2 separate regions of the Homo sapiens genome follow, and region 2 is linked to region 1. The links are chromatin loops, found by intact Hi-C in ENCODE. Cell type or tissue: OCI-LY7. All regions are shown on one strand.

Evidence for each region. Peaks named below come from ENCODE experiments on the same cell type or tissue, not always from the same donor. Only the 100,000 strongest peaks of a DNase experiment are listed, where the experiment ranks them.
Region 2: it touches region 1 in a loop (2.2-fold over the local background); 5 of 110 quality-filtered maps call a loop at or near these places.

The regions. Positions count from the first base shown.
Region 1 is chr3:68,011,378-68,013,877 of GRCh38, reverse strand. The region is part of intron 2 of TAFA1 (TAFA chemokine like family member 1); the gene reads right to left. Among named protein-coding and RNA genes, the nearest start is that of TAFA1, 8.4 kb to the right of the region's middle. In OCI-LY7, no CTCF peak of the experiment used is centred here; no DNase peak of the experiment used is centred here.
Region 2 is chr3:67,897,528-67,900,027 of GRCh38, reverse strand. The region is part of intron 6 of SUCLG2-DT (SUCLG2 divergent transcript); the gene reads right to left. Among named protein-coding and RNA genes, the nearest start is that of TAFA1, 110 kb to the left of the region's middle. In OCI-LY7, a CTCF peak has its summit at 966; DNase peaks (open chromatin) are centred at 927 and 1,897; H3K4me3 peaks cover 1,734 bases; H3K27ac peaks cover 2,500 bases.

The DNA.
Region 1 (2,500 bases):
CATTCCTATCCATTTTCTTGGAGAAACCCTGTGATAATATCATTTTTCTTTTCTTTTTTGGACCTTTATTATATGAAGTTGGGAAAAGAGAAAGAAATAATGGGCCAACAGAGTTCCCTAAGTGCTTTGAGGGTATTATCTTTGGGGAATTCAATTAGGTTATACAAATTTTAAACAAAATTCATCTTCTCTTTATTCCCAAAGAAAGGAAAAAGTGCTTGTCTGGTGTTATTTTCTCTCTGCTACAAAGGCAAAGTGACTTTTTCTCTTGATATCAAAAGATTTGGAAAGTAAAAGTCCTTTCCCTATTTGCCAAGTGAAGCCTCTTCAGTCCCTCAAGACAACTCCTATAGTCTTTTCTAAACTTATAGAGGAGAAAAATCCCCAAACCTGTGACTGAAAACCTTAGGGATTTAATTTTTCACTACATTTGTAAGTATAGTCTTTGAATTATTTTGAATGGAGTAGCTGTCAAAATTGAATAGAGTCAAATATCTACATAAAGATACACACATAATACATGTATGTTATACTGACAAAATAATGTTTATGACACTCTCCATTTGAGAAATCTCGAAATTATAAACACACACACAAAAATGCACATACATCCATATGTACACACACACTCACACACAAGTAGTAACAACTAAGGAACAGTTTAAGATTCCACCAAAATCTTCATTCCTCGTTTCCTTAGTAATTAAACAAGTATTTTCTGAGAACCTAGTATGTGTCAACTCAGTAGAAGTGAGAGATAAAAGGATGAACAGAGGATTCCAGAATTATCTTGGCCCATGCTTCTCAATGCATGTAATCTGAATAGGTATGGTAGATGCTGTCGAAAAAAAAAGTGTCTGGAAAATTTTAGTTAAACAAAATCAGATTTCTTACACGCAAATCTTTCCAGAACTTTCATATACTTACAAGCACTGCAAATCTCCAGGAGGAGAACATAACAAACAGTGGACACTTTTGTCCAAGGAGTATCTTCAGAAGACAGTGTTTCATGAAGTATAATTCTGAAATGCTGGCCTAGACATTTTACTGGATTAAGACCCTTAAAAGGAAAAGGGCCTCATGATATTTTCCTACTTATTCTCCCTTCTTTTTTCTTAAACTGGAAACGTGGTTTGGTATCTTTCTAATTTTACCATTGAAACTCTCTCACTAATATTTTAAGCTTTTTGATAAAAAGCAATATATGTTCATTCCAAAAATGAATCCAAAAAATAAAAATTATAGGAAGTTAAAAGTTCAAGTCATTCTAGTCCTCTCACCAGATTTAACTACCACTGTAGAAAGGATGTTTATATCCTTTTTGACATTTTTATGTATGTGCAAATATGATTCTTTTCTCCAAAATTATTTTGAAGCAGAGTATTCTGTTCCTTGTTTTCTCCACTCAGCAATGTAACATGGGCATTTTTCCTCGTGGGTAGATAGACATATTCTCATCCCTTTTAATGTCTACATCAAATCCCATTGTGTGGATGTGCTATGATTTATTTTACCAATCCCCTTTTGACGGAGATGAAACTCCTCTTCAATTTTTTGCCATTAAAACCATTGTTGCAATAACTATAGCTTAACATACATCTTTTCACATTTGTCTAATAATTTTCTTAGTATAAGCACCTGGAAATGGAAGTGTCAGGATTTGCACATTTTACATCTTGGGAGATGTTACTAAATTGTTATCAAAAATGGCATGCCGATTTATCCAGTTAAGCTTTGATACTTTCGCAGAAAGTTTAAAATTGAAAGAATGTTTAAAAGAGTTCAAATTGTCTTCTTAAGTAAACTTTAAGAAATTAACAATTAAAGGCTAAACTTCATTTTTGCCATTTCTAAATATTTTTGTTTGCAGTGTGGTATAACATCTATTTTCCCTAACTAGGAGTTGAAACCATAGGTTTGAGCTTACGTAAGTAAGAGTTTTTATAGCATTGTAATAATTTTCTTATAAGTTCATAAGATCAGCAGGAAATATTTATTTGCATCTGTATTTGGCTTTGATATTATAGGGTCTGATCAAATATCAATAGCTGCACCCTGACTCTGCGATGAGGTCAATAGGATCAATCAGATGATCGATGGATTATCACTAAGCACCAGCTTGCACCGAATAACAACCTGTCTGCTCCAATCCTTAGGCCAATTCGCTATATTTAGCAGCCTAGCACTGGTACGCATTCTTAAAGAGCCAATATGCGACCATAGTTGTACCCACTATTTCTTTTATATTACAGTTATAAAACAACCCTTTATTGTAATGTACTCTGGTATTCTACTGCATATTCTCTGAGCAGCTTTCAATAAAGTAATATTGAATAGTAAGGTAAAAATAAGTATAAGGCATACAAAAATGCTTTTTAATATTTTAACAAAAATATCCTACTTTAAAATGGAAGGTGATGTTCAGTATGTAATAATCAAGGCAAAAATGAATATATCTAACACACATAGTTTGCTTAATATAGCTTTAAATCAGGTCAAG
Region 2 (2,500 bases), 110 kb after region 1:
CAAAACAATAAACAATAAAAAAGCTTGCCTACTTAGAAATCAGGAGAAGTGTTGATCAAGAACAAGGTGCAAAAAGACGGCTGGTCGCGGTGGCTCACGCCCGTAATCCCAGAACTTTGGGAGACCAAGGCGAGTAGCTCACTTGAGGTCTTAAGGTCAGGACTTCGAGGCCAGTCTGGCCAACATGGTGAAACCACATCTCTACCAAAAATACAAAAAGTAACCCTGTGTAGTGGGGGGCACCTGTAATCCCAGCTACTCGGGAGGCTCTGGCGGGAGAATCGCTTGAACCTGGGAGGCAGAGTTGCAGTGAGCCAAGATTGTGCCGTTGCACTCTAGCCTGTGTGACAAGAGCAAAACTCTGTCTCAAAAAATAAAAAAATAAAAAGTGCAAAAAGAACACAAGATCCAGACACTTTCCATTATGGAAGAGAAAATATGGCACATGAAGAAAAATATTCCTGTGTAAATGTTCCATATGCGTACTACTATCTAAAGTTATATACAAAGCATTATTAACGGTAGTTTTCCTAGTGAGGGGAACAATTAACTTCCCATACTGTTTATTACATTTGTAACATTTACAATATTTTACTATTATTTAAGACAAATAGAAAAGTGCTATGGTGAATTGTTCTGCAAAAGTACAAATCCTGGTCTATTTTTAGACCTTTTGCTCCAGGCCTGAAAATATTCTCAGAGTTTCTTAGTTTAGTATTTTGGGGGCATGATTTTGAAGCATTCTGAGACATTATGCTGCATATTAGTTTCTTTAACAATAATATTTGCATATCAAATATTAAATTCTTGAACTTTTTGTTAATGCTTCAAATATTTCAGGATTGTGTTATACTTCCCCTTTTCAAAGGAAACCACTCTTTGCATCTGCTGCAGTTAGAGCAAGAAAGATCCTTCTCTCCAAATTGCCGTTTTTATTTTTTACTGTTGTGTTACAGCACAACCTTCTGTGTACAGCATACAAATGATAGGTGGTAAAGATATTGTGGGTTTGCATGCATAATAAATATGGTTCCATTTGAGTAGTTGGTGAGTATTTCATAATGCAACAGTGGAAAATGAGGCAATTTGAATATTTTGGGAGGCTTCAATATATATTTACTGTGCATGCATATACATATTTACATACAATTTTCAACACTCTTATTTATAAGCAAATAGCCAAACAGACAATTATTTGTATGTGGGCCCATATGACACAGTCAATGGTTTGGAAAATATAGGCTAGTTAACTAACTCATTATTGTAAAATAGAAAATGCAAGTAAGGTATATCAGCTATTTGAAACATAAGCCACTGAAGTTAGAGTAGCTCTCTTGGAATCAAATTTAGGAGCGATGTTTAGATGTAAGTCCTCTCATTTTTGTAATATTTAAGAGAACATGGAAATATGGAACATTTGAAAAAGCCATTTAGAGTAAAATGTGGCTCAATATCTTTCTATAAAATAAGCTGGCAAATCAAAACCAACGTATTCCTTATGATTTTACATTTTCATTTCACAGAATGTTATGTTGGTTGGGCCGCAGCTTCTAACACAGTTAGTCGTTTGAATCACAAATGGTAATACCTGTAGAGAGTGGTAAAATAAACCTAATGAGCTCTTACATTGGTGTCAGAGTCTCTGCGGAAGTCAACTAGTTGATATTACTCAAAAGAAGTAGACAGAGGAGGCAGACACATAGGAACGAGTTGACTTAGAGAGTTAAGGCATCACAGGCACGTGAGGGATGCAACCAGCGCTCCATCAATGCCCATCCTGCTAAAACAGTGCATGAAAATGACTGATCTACGATTTGCATCCTCTTTCAGTCCATCAACTGAACATTATTAAAACCAGTCAGCCAAAACCCATTAGAACAGCACTCACGTATGAAACAATGCCCAGGTCTGCTTGTTCTCCATTTTTATGCACTGCTACAGGACTATAAATATTCATCGTAATGTAACTGAAAATTATTGAAGTGAGAAAAAAGAGAAACAGGGAAGCCATTTGCTTCAATTCATAAACAGCATCTGTTGGGAAGTTATTCATAGATTGCTTCAGGGCCTGCTGAGCAGCGAGCCCACGGAAAAGGATGCCATTGCAAGCAAATTGGCGCAAACTGTATAGAGATGCCATTAGACATGATTCACTGACAGCCAGGGAGAATGATCAGGCACTGGGTTGTTTTACGTGTTCTTTTATCACTGGGACACAGAACTACCCTCCAGCCAAAGTCTCACACAGTTCATATTAGACGAGCAACCTTCTAAGCATATTAAGGCCTAACTAGTGGCTAGGGAGAGTTAGGGAAACCGCCACACTCCAGGTGATAGAACTTGTTCATCTGCCCACACCTTAGGCACGCTTCAAATCCTGCCTGCACAACCTGGCAGATGTGACTGTCCCTGGTAATACATTGTCCATCAAAAATTAACAGTTAAAGAAAAAACTTTTGAGGAGGTTGAAGCTAAATCAGCGGTGCATTAGCCCTGAACA